Linked DNA regions of Mus musculus: all the other regions are linked to region 2. The links are chromatin loops, found by intact Hi-C in ENCODE. Cell type or tissue: heart. All regions are shown on one strand.

Region 1 (4,000 bases), 170 kb after region 2:
AGAAGAAGAAGAAGAAGAAGAAGAAAGAGAGAGAGAGAGAGGGAGAGAGAGAGAGAGAAAGAGAGAGAGAGAGAATATGGGTGGGGAAGGACAGTTAAAACTAAAGGCCATTTAGGGTTTATATAGAAATCTAACACAGTACAGCCATCCCAAAATATATACAAGTATGAATGCAATCTAAATAAAGTTGTCCAATAATGAGACAAACAGAGCTCCAACTGGATATCTCTCATTATCTAATTGTACCAGACCCGCCAGTTCAGAGTTGAACAGTCCTCTGAGGAAGGTGTTAGGATGTTTATAGGAAAGATAGAAAAAAGATGCAAGAGATAGATAATGGGAGGGCTGCATGACTATACCACGCCATCCTTGCATGTACTTCTCATAGCCTTTTTATACTACAGTACTGTGGGGAGCAAAGCCACAAGCTAACAGAAACAATTTTGCTAAAATATACACATTTGTTCTAAACCCAAAAGATTCCCTTCCCACCAAGGTCAGTAGAATCTTCAGCTCCTCACCAAAAGCCTCAAGTATGACTCCTCTTATCTTTGCATGTCAGCAGGCTGGGAGATTTGTCAACAGATCTTGATCTGCCATGACTTTGCCTGGAAGGCAGACTCTTTTTTTTTCTTTTCTCTCCCCTCTGCTTCATTGAAGTGGCAAATAATTCCTAACACCAAATGATCCTTACAGTACCAGGAATTGGTTATATCTAATTGAGTTGTTGGCCAAAGTTGCTCCATGAGAAACCCCAAACAACTCAGGCTATTGACAAGTCTATTGATTGTTCTCCACAAATACACACTAAGGCCATACTGCTGAAGATAAAGTCTACACAATTTATTGAACACAGCAAAGTTGAGCTGGTGCCTTTTCTCCTATGGATTAATGTTCATGGTACTGGAAGGTAGGTATTTTGTACTCTACTGAAGGAGAAAGGTAAATACCAACCTACTTAGAAACGTGTCAAGTTACAAGGATGACCTGCTTTTGCAACATATTCTAGTGCAATAGTAGTACAGAGCCTATGGCAGTAACTAACCAATATCTGATTGGATTAAAGGCCTACACCATGAGATATAACATATTCCCAACAATACTCAGTAGCCAAGAACCTAAGACAAGATCGACCAGGACCCAGGGGAAAACAAAATACTACTGTTCTATTACAGGAATATGGGCATAAAACAACTTCTGCTGGCATTCTGCTATATTTATAAGTCGGTACCTTGCTCAGATATCATCAGAGAAGCTTCCTTTTATAGTAGATGGGAAAAATACAGAGACCACCCTCCCAGCTACACAGTGTGTAGAGAGTAAGAACTTGGAGCACTTACCTCTAAAAGATGTCTTCATCAAATCCTTCCCCTCAGGGCTCTTGGCGCCCTGAAGAAGAGGAGGTGGAAAGACTATAAAATTCAGAGGGGATGGTGGATAGCAAGAAACAAGATATTCTAAACATACGAGGACTGACATGCACATGAACACAGACACTGTGGCAGCATGCCCAGGGCCTGCATGGATCTGCACCAGATGGAGTCTAAGTAATGAGAGGGGAAGTGGACATAAGCCCTATTCCTAACCCAGAAGCTATTTGCAATTGATAACTTCTCACAAAATTAGTTCTCTTCAATAGAGTCTCACTGGAGATACAAACCATGCTTATGGGCAAGCCCCAAGCCAGCAGTAGATGGCCAACAGAAAACAAACTCAATGGCATCTTTTGAGGTTCTTGGTCTCATCATGTTTATTGGGGCATTTCTTTTAATCTTACAGGTGTTACCATAATACGGTTTCCGGTTCTGTGTTTTTGCAGGATTTCTGTGTGTATGAGGGTGTGTGTTTCTCTATTTATATGTATTTCTCATGCTTTTTCTTTGACTCTTTTTCTTCTGTTTGTTTCGTTTTATTCCAGTTTGTTTGTTTTTGGTTTATGTTATTTGATTTTTATTCTTTAGATGCCTGTTTGTCTTCTAATGAGAGACAGGAAGAATGTGGGTTCAGTTGGGAGAGGAGGTGGGGTGGACCTTAGAGGTTTAAAGGAAAAGAAAACATAATCAGAATGTATTGTATGAAAAAAAATCTATTTCTAATAAAATAAAGAAGGAGAGGGAGAAGAGGAGAAAGATGAAAAAAGAGAAGAGGAAGGGAAGAGAAAAATGAGAAGGAGGAGGAGAAGGAGGAAGAGGAGTGCTTTGAAGGCTCAATTGAGCCATTTGTCAAATAGTTTGACTCTGTGATTATTGTCTGTCTTCTCTGACAATGACTTGCACAAATACCTTTTCACACTGGATAGGGCACTGACAACAATCAGAAAGGATTTCAGTCATGCTCAGCTCAGCAAAACAGTGAGTTTATTGGGATTACTTACAAAAATGTAACAAGGGATGACTTACTGGGCATGGGTGACCCAAAGTTAGCTGCATCACCAAAAAGTCTACCCCAAGTGGGTGATGACTAATGAAAGCTGTAGCGTTGGAACTTGACTTTTAGGCAGGTCATTTGGTCTGTTTCTTCTTCCTCCTAATAGTGCCACTCCCTGGGCCAAACAAATCCAAACCACCACATTACACTCTGTGGCCTCCACAGGCTTGTCTGAACACCAGTCTATGGGAGCTATACCTAAACATCTAGTTCCAGCTTGCACAGTCTTGGGGAAGGCCCTTGTGAACCACTGGAAGTTTCAGGAGCTTCACGGAACTTTTTTTTTTTAAGGTTTTCTGCTCTTTACTAAATAAAGATTCCCTTCACAGAAACCAGCCCAGAGCTCACTGCTGTTCAAGCAGAAGGGAACAGGCACCAGGGGAAGGGGAAGCACTCACTCCCCTTCAGCAAGAGCAGGGCAGGATACAGAATGCAATCTGCAAATGTCTAGAGTCTGCTCCCTCCACTCCCCAGGCAGGCAGGGCTGCAGGAGGTGCCTGCCTTCTCCCAACACAGCCAGTCGGGCAGCTGGTCACACACAGCCTTTTCTCTTCTAAGGCTTATCACAGAATGAGCTGGGTTCACGGCTGCTGAAAATCCTCATGGCCTCATGATGACAACGCTGGGCTCCTCTTCCTCCTATGTTTCAGATGCCTCTTCAGAGCTGCTGGCATGCAGTTCCTGGCCCTGACAGGGTTCTTCCTTCTGTTTCTTCTGCTCAAGTTTCATCTTCTTTGCCAGTAACTTCTCTTTTAACTTCTGGCGCTTTTTCCGGTGCTTTGCAATCTGCTCCTCTGCAGCAATTTTACTCTTTTCTAGTCTCTTCTGAAACTCTGCACTCAGTTTTTGCTTCTCAGCCATGGCATCCATGTAGTCCTGCCGCTGGTACTCTCTCCACCGTAGGTGCCTATACATCTCGGATGAATTCTGGAGGGGCTCGAGGAGCCTATTCATTCATTTTCTCTGGAACTGGAACTGCTTTGTCTGGGTTCTTCATGAGCCGCCCTAGCTTGAGCTTCTGCTCGTCTGCAGCTCTTTCTTGGGCCTGGGCAGTCTCACAGAAGTGGCAGCAGGACTCGCAATAGCAGCTTTCCTACTTCTTCACGAATGCTGCCAGCGGCCGCTCATCTTGATGACAACAGAAGCTTCATGGAACTTTTATGTTGTGTTTATTTTTATGCTATAAAGAATGTCTTAGGGTTTCCATTGCTGTGAAAAGACACAATGACCAAAGCAACTCTCATAAGAGATAACATTTAATTGGGGCTATCTTATAGGTTTAGAGGTTCAGTCTATTATTATAGCAGGAAGGGGCATCTAGGTAGGCAGGAGAAGAAGCTAAGAGTTCTACATCTTCATCCATAGGAAGCCAGGGACAGATTGGCTCCCAAGAGGCTAGGAGGAGGGTCTCAAAGCTTACTCCCACAATGACACACTTGTCCAACAAGGCCACAGCTACTCTAACATGACCATATCTCCTCAGAGTGCCACTCCCTGGGTCAAGCATATCCCAACCACCACAATGAAGTATTTCCATTCAGGAGAAATAACTATCTAATATGCTACTCTTTCC
Region 2 (4,000 bases):
CACACACCACACCACACACACCACACACATACCACACCACACCACACCACACAAAACATGATCATGTTGTGAGTGGCCGTTGACCCTGTTGTCTCCACTTCTACATCACAGTGCAGCTTTTTGAGGTTGTTTCATGAATATGGTTGTCACCCCACTGTGTGCCTTTCTGTTCTGTGCAAAGCAAGGGAAAGGCACACTTGGTCTCTGGAATGTGACAGATTGAAAGCATTTGAAAGAAAAAAGTGCACACAGTCAAGAAGAGTGTCAATCAAGGCTAGAATCGATATTTTTAGGAGAGAAAGGCACTGGAGGGGGGCTTCCTTGAGAAGAAGAGCTACTGGATAAAGGCAGTGGCTTTCCCTGAGTTTATAGCCTTAGTCTTTCTCTGACAAGTGACAATTCTAGATTTGCAAATGTCCTTTTTGAGGCTCTATAAAGGGGCCTCCAGTGTTCCTGCAGGCCTGAGTCATAATAGTTTCTTAGTCAAGTGCCACTGGATAAGGAATACTTTAAACCTGGGATTTGGGCCAATGGCATGTTGGGAAACATTTAATAGCTGGTTTCCTAGGGGAGAAAGCCATGGCAATATTTGCAATTTCTGTGATGTTAATGTTCCTACAATGGTCAGTTCCTAGCTGCTAGTGTGATGTCATTGAACTGAAAGTTGAGAGAAGATGTGTAATCTGCCATTGAGTCCCAGTTGCATACCATTACAGCATACTACTGGATGGTGGCTTATCTCCAAACTTCTTTCCACAGCAACTGTTTTCTATGGTAGCCTGGAGAGCTAGGTTAATCCCAGTGGATGGAAGCTTCAGAGAAGCTCCCTTAGTTCCTCCCTCAAACACATCCTTTATCACACTTCCTGGGGGTCAGCATGCTGATATACAAATTCACTCTAAAAATGTGAAAACTCAGCAGAGAGCTTATCATGTTCCCTAATTCTCTGACCTGGGTGAACTGCATTTTCATTGGGATGGATATGGATTTTCAGAAGTGGGCTAAACCAACGAAGAAGGAGCTTTCAGAGTTCCTTTCATCATATTATCTCTTGTTTCTCGGCCTGTGGGTGGGTCTGTTATGCTATCCTCCAGGTCTCCTCTGCCAGAAGGGACTACAAAGCCAGGTTGGCAACTCACCATTTTCTGAGTCAGGACCTGCTGCTGGAGTTCCAAGCCCATCTGTGTGCTGGTTTGGCCCTGTCACCTCTGTACAATACTCAGTCTTTGTTTTTCTGTCACTGCTGAAAATCTAACTCCCACAGATTGACCCTCCTTTAGGTCCTCACTACCTCCTTTCTGATTTGGATGACTATGGGGCACACCAGTAGGAGGCTGGAAAGTGGAAAAAGAAAGAGCTTGGGGCACAGTTCCCTTTGCCAATGTTATATCTAGCAAATGCAGGTCCAACCAGTTTGTGGGAACAGTGTTCTTGTCCCTTCACGAAAGAGTATTGACGGGATTCTTGTTGTTAATTTACGCATGCCATGCCAGATCATGTTTCATGCTTTGCGACCCCATCTACCTTTCTGAAAGGAGGCTTAAATCAAAGACCTTTACCCAAACATTGGTGGTAAATGTGCTCTGTGGTTGCCATGAATGGTAAAATTCTCTTTTGGAGGGAGAAACAGCAGGCATTTCCTGGCAAGGTGGGTCCTTCAACAGAAAACCCTTGGCTGTGGCATTTCAGAGCAATCACAGCCTTTCTGGGAAACTGAGTATTTCTCTACTCATCACTGGGCCTGAGTGGTTCTATCGATTCCAAAGGGATCTGATGATTAATCCTTATCATCTTGAAAGTATATTCTACATTCCTGTCCAGATTGTTCTATGCTTTTGGGTATAGTTCATTTTCCTCCTATCCTTCTGGGGAATCTCTCAAAAAGGGGACATGGAACATTATAAAACAGGCAAAAGTACCATTTCTGTCATGGGTCCACATCAAGGGGACAGTGGAAGCTGTCTAATGAGAAAGCACAGATGATCTTATCTGGAACACAGATAAAGGATGAGGACCTATGACCTCTTTGGGGAGTTTAAGTGAGATAGTGTGTATAAAGTCCCTTGAACATACACGATAAAACAGAAAGGCAGTTGTTATTCTAATGATCACACAGAGAACTGCTCCCTGTTCTCTGCTCCAAGAGACCAAGGTGGGATGTTCATGATCTGGTTTCTGTTAGGTCTGGTTTCTATGAAGCTACATTTTGAATCATACTCTGTCCTTTGGTGCCTATGAGCTTTGAGGCAGCTATCTCCGCCCTATGGCACTCGGCCCAGTTTAAGCTGCTGCTAGCTGTTGGGTGTGGCAAAGGAGGTGGGGACTGGCTCAGTGCCCGTATCCAGAGTATAAGACAATCCAGAGGGGGGCATCTGGAGGCAGTTGGAGCCTGGGTCCTGCGAGTTTAGCCATGGCGCTCAGCTTTCTCTCTCCAAGCCTTTCCCGCCTCGGCCTGTGGGCTTCTGTAGTGATCCTGATGGTAACCGTCCTGAAGCTCCTCAGCCTGCTGTTTCGGAGGCAGAAGCTGGCCAGGGCTTTGGACAGCTTCCCAGGGCCCCCCAAGCACTGGCTTTTTGGTCATGCCCTTGAGGTATGTGGGGATATGGGAGATGCCCTTGAGGTATGTGGGGATATGGGAGATGCCCTTGAGGTATGTGGGGATATGGGAGATGCCCTTGAGGTATGTGGGGATATGGGAGATGCCCTTGAGGTATGTGGGGATATGGGAGATGCCCTTGAGGTATGTGGGGATATGGGAGATGCCCTTGAGGTATGTGGGGATATGGGGGAGTTGGGGAAGGGAGGTCATCAATTTAGACAAGAGGCTGAGGCCTGGAACCACGGCTCCTAGTCAGCTTTCCCACCCCTGACTTTCAAGCTGGCTTCAGAAGCAACACAACATTTCAAAGTGGCAGCTTAAGAAAGCCTGAGATGCGTTCCATTCATTCATTCATTCATTTATTTATTTATTTATTTATTTATTTATTTATTTATTTATTTATTTGGTTTTTCGGTTTTTTTGAGACAGGGTTTCTCTGTGTAGCCCTGGCTGTCCTGGAACTCACTTTGTAGACCAGGCTGGCCTCGAACTCAGAAATCCGCCTGCCTCTGCCTCCCGAGTGCTGGGATTAAAGGCATGCGCGCCACCACGTCAGGCCCATTATTTTGAGGAACAGAATGCAAGTCGGTGTGGAGGCTTGTTGATAGATCACACCCGGGAGAAATTACATCCTCAAAGTTTGACCCGACAACTAGGCAGTCACGAAGTGTCCTGCTCTATGCAGTGTAAAGATTGCTGGTGACCAAGAGGACGTTCAAAGTAAAAACAGAGGAAAGTGCTGTCTTCTGATGCATCCCAGCGTGTCTGAGAGGTTGGTACCCCCAAAGCTGGGAGGTACCTTTTCTCTTTCCTTTGTCTGGCTGAGGAACTCTGGCGGTTCCCCAGGTTCAGGTCCTGGTTGGGTCTCCTGTTAAGGCAGCTCAGGAGGGGTTCACCTTAGCATCCAGTCTCAGGAACTCCTCTTGTCTTGGGGATCCAGACCTTCTAAACACAAGATAAGGGTTTAGAGTCAGGCAGGAGAAACAGATCCTCCACACACCTCCCCAAACATCTGGAGACTAACATTTTAGATTGGAACTAGGACCCCGAGACTAAGTCTTCTGGTGTGCTTTGAGCTACAGGCAGGTTTGGGAGCCCAGGCATGGATGTCATGGATGAAGTCTCAAAAGCGGGTGTCATTCTTTCTACCTTTTTCTTCTTCCATCTGGGGAATTGACACTGGAAATGAACTTGGTCTCTAATCTGATTTTTGCTCCTTACAGATAACTTGTTGGGGATAACCTATGAACTTACCTGTACCATTGAACACTATGGGTGGGAGGAGGATGTCTTGGGTGACACTAGAGCATTCTCTGCTCCCAGGAGGATGAAGGTGCTTCCCCAGGGGTCCACTTCTGCTCCATTCTTTTAATTTTAGCATCTTACAGCTTTTCTACTAGT
Region 3 (4,000 bases), 170 kb after region 2:
GCAGCTGGAGCCTTGAGTCCCTCCGTATGTACTCTTTGGCGGTTTAGTCCCTGGGAGCTCTGGGGGTACTGGTTGATTCATATTGCTGTTCCTCCTATGGGGCTGCAAACCCCTTCAACTCCTTGAGTTCTTCTTATCTATCTAACTCCATATGACCTTAATACCCTTTGACCTAGAAAGATTCTGCATTTTCCAGGTGAATCATAGTCTGTGTAGGACCTGTCATCCAAAACAAATAAAGACTGTAGCCATGAGCTTTTCTACCTGCCATCTTTGTTCCCAGAATAATAATTCTGAGACTTAATTATTTATGAATAACTATCTAGGCCACAAGCTTTGGCTTGTTCCCTGACTAGCTCATGACCCATCTCTTTATTCCAGTCTATTTCTGCCACATGGCTACTTACCTCTCTTCAGTTTCATGTGTCTCCTCCAAGCCCATGGTGAAATTTCCCTGCCTCTGACTATCTATCAGAGTTCCCATCTCTCTATTAGAACTCCCACCTTCTACTTTCTGCCTTTTGCTAAGGGCCATCAACTTTTAATTGACAGGGGATGCTTCCACACACTGCACAGGATTTTATCCTTACAAAAGACCACCAGTGTAGTATATATTGAGCCTAATGTGTCTGGGAAGCTTAAGGTAACTTCTAATAATTATATAAGCTAGGGAATATCTTGGCCTCTCTGTGTGTCAAGCTTCTCCTTTCTTCTTAAATGCTCTTTCTGATGCCCTCCCCTGCAAATTCATAATGTATCCATTCTTATTATGTCTCTCAATCTAGCTAGAAAGCAAACGTGATAGTTCACAAGGTGAATTTCCCATTTAAAGAGGAGCTAGAGAAAGTACCCAAGGAGCTAAAGAGATCTGCAACTCTGTAGGTGCAACATTATCAACTACCAGTATCCTGGAGCTCTTGACTCTAGCTGCATACATATCAAAAGATGGCCTAGTCGGCCATCACTGGAAAGAGAGGCCCACTGGACAGGCAAACTTTATATGCCCCAGTAGAGGGGAATGCCAGGGCCAAAAAAATGGGAATGGGTGGGTAGGGGAGAGGGGGGTGTGGGAAGCTTTTGGGATAGCATTGGAAATGTAATTGAGGAAAATATGTAATAAAAAAATTTAAAAAAAATAAAGAGGGCTACCAGTTGGGCTGCATAGCATAGGAGAGTCTCTGTGTAATTTACCACATGTAACTTATATTTAAATTCTTGCAGTATAGAGAATAGCAAACACAAAACACAAAAACATAAAAAGAAAACAAAGTTGGATGGAGATGGCCTTAGAATGCTCTTTTTCTTTAGCCTGTCTATATTATAGTAACCACAAAGTAAAAACATGTGTGGGAATCTTTTTGTGCACTGTGTAAAGGTTGTCTTCCTATTATTCAAATTTTTATTTCTGTACTGGCAGAGAGATGATTACTGTCTAGACTTTGGTATTGTTATTTTTAACGAATCATCATCTGCCTTAGTATTTTGTAAATATATATCCCCATCACCTTCTGATTAGTTTAAGAAAGATCTGATGACCAATGGCTGAGTCAGGAGAGGAAACACAGGATGTCTGGGCAGAGATGGGCTCAGTGGGAAGAATCAGGCACAAGAGGATTGAGCAAGTAGACACAGAGGTGGATGGGAGTGAACATGAGCAGAGAGGTAGACCAGGTCACTTGCTGGGATGTTGGAAGAATTAGTCAGGTTAGAACAGCTGGGGGGGGGGGGCAAGGGTAGCCCAAGTTGGAGGCCTAAGCATTTAAAATATATAAGAGTCTCTGTGCCTATATATAGATAATGACTCCATGAAAGTCAAAAATAGCAGCAGCAACAACAACAATAACAACAACAAAATTAAGAGCATCCAGGGAGCAAAATACAAGACAGAAAAGTGTGGAGCAAAGAAATCTTGCTGTGTGTTTGTGTGTATGTGTGTCTACATTCTATCTCAGAGAGAAGAGGCCTGAAAATTTAGATAGAACAAGCATCAAGACCCATGGAACCTGCAACAATCTCCAGCCTCCCACCCAAGCAGGCTGATTCCATCTCATCTGCCACATTTGTCCCCACTGGCAGAATCCAGTCTGGCAACTGGCATCCTATCTTTTGGTACCTTGGGATCTCTGTTCTTTTCCAAGACAGCCTGCTGCAAATTCACATGCAGTTTCCTGGGTCTAGCTATCTCAAATATGTCAGTGCCCCCTGGTGGCTGGTCAGTGTTGGAGACACACCCAAGTCTCCTAACTCAAGTAGCTCAGCTAGTTAACAGCAATGTTGGAAAAATTTGAGTCAGTCTACCAAACATAGCTACCATTCCAACCTTAAAATACTTCATATCCAAAATACATTATTCACCTTGTGAATTATTAATGTTAGATAATCTGTGTGATATATAATATTGCTCTTTGCATTCTTTTTTATTGAACACTAGGACCAGAAGCATACTGAATTGTTGTAGAACAGTTTCCCTCTTACATTATACTACACATTTAAACATGCTTAAATGTGTTTGTGTTTATTGCTATGTAATTGGAACATAATTATAATCACTTGGCTTGAAAATCATTATGCTAGTTTAGATGGAAAAACGTAGTCATTTTTATGTGAACTGCTGTGAACCTTTTAAGAATTCCTAAAGCTGGAGCCAGAGAAAAAACCAAGTGGCTGAAGGGGACTGAAGCCCCATAGAAGGAACATCAATATGAACTAAGCAGTACCCTCAGAGCTCCTTGGAACTATACCACCAATCAAAGAAAACACATGGTGGAACTAGTAGCTCTAGCTCTATTTGTAGCAGAAGATGGCCTAGTTGGTCATCAATGGGAGGAGAGGCTCTTGGTCCTGTGAAGGTTCTATGCCCCAGTATAGGAGAATGCCAGGACCAGGAATGGGAGTTGGTGGGTTGGGAAGCAGGGGGAGGGGAAGAGGGGATAGGGGATTTTCGGAGGGGATACTAGGAAAGGGAGTAACATTTGAAACGTAAATAAAGAAAGTATCTAGTTAAAAAGAAAAGAAAGAAGACTGAACGATGTGAAGAAAGCCAGTAAGTATCACCCTTCCATGGCCTCTGCATCAGCTCCTGCCTCCAGGTTCCTGCCTTTTCTGAGTTCCTGTCCTGGCTTCCTTCAATGATGGACAGTGCTGTGGAAGTGTAAGTTAAATAAACTCTTTCTTAAACCCCCAAAAAAGAACTGACATTTGTTTTTTTAAAAAATGTTTATTGTTGGCAAGATTTTGCTGAAAGGACCCTGATATAGCTGTCTCGAGTGAGGCTATGCCAGTGCCTGGCTAATACAGAAGTGGATGCTCACAGCCATCTATTGATAGAATTCAGGGCCCCCAATGGAGGAGCTAGAGAAAGTACCCAAGGAGCTGAAAGGTTCTGCAACCCTATAGGTGGGACAACAATATGAACTAACCAGTACCCCTGGAGCTCATGTCTCTAGCTGCATATGTAGCAGAAGATGACCTAGTCGGCCATCATTGGGAAGAGAGGACCCTTGGTCTTGCAAACTTTATATGCTCCAGTACAGGGGAACGTAGGGCCAAGAAGTGGGAGTGAGTGGGTAGGGGAGCAGGGCAGGGGGAGGGCATAGGGGACTTTTGGGATAGCATTTGAAACGCAAATAAAGAAAATATCTAAATAAATAAATAAATAAATAAAATATTTATTGTGCAAATGGAATATAACAATTCATCTTTAATCCCAACCTTATCTTCTGTGTTAATTTTTCTATCTTCTGTACTTTACCTTTTTAATAACATAATATTTTTATTGATTATGTAGATATTTCACATAATGCATTCAATCAAATTCAGTTTTCAGCCTTCTCAAGTTCACCTCAGAACACTTGTGACCATCCCCTCCCCAAAGTCCAAATCACAAAACTGAACCACTAAAATATTCAAAACAAATACAACTAAGTTAAGATCTGAAAAGCCCCTTTCCTTCACCAGTCCACCAACCAACCCTCAAGGGTCAGAGAAGTAGGAAATAATT

Evidence for each region. Peaks named below come from ENCODE experiments on the same cell type or tissue, not always from the same donor. Only the 100,000 strongest peaks of a DNase experiment are listed, where the experiment ranks them.
Region 1: it touches region 2 in a loop (2.6-fold over the local background); 4 of 42 quality-filtered maps call a loop at or near these places.
Region 3: a loop joins it to region 2, with 3.0 times the contacts of the local background. A loop is called at or near these places in 4 of 42 quality-filtered maps.

The regions. Positions count from the first base shown.
Region 1 is chr4:115,480,310-115,484,309 of GRCm38, reverse strand. Gm52676 (a long non-coding RNA gene) reads right to left here and starts at 696. Exons shown (of 2, transcript XR_003955098.1): 1 at 522-696. It also overlaps the pseudogene Gm12833. In heart, no CTCF peak of the experiment used is centred here; no DNase peak of the experiment used is centred here.
Region 2 is chr4:115,646,098-115,650,097 of GRCm38, reverse strand. Cyp4b1 (cytochrome P450, family 4, subfamily b, polypeptide 1) reads left to right here and starts at 2,377. Exons shown (of 12, transcript NM_007823.3): 1 at 2,377-2,590. The coding sequence starts at 2,411. In heart, a CTCF peak has its summit at 2,358; DNase peaks (open chromatin) are centred at 1,127 and 2,327.
Region 3 is chr4:115,474,430-115,478,429 of GRCm38, reverse strand. No RefSeq gene overlaps it. Among named protein-coding and RNA genes, the nearest start is that of Gm52676, 7.2 kb to the left of the region's middle. In heart, a CTCF peak has its summit at 2,187 (motif pointing left); a DNase peak (open chromatin) is centred at 2,149.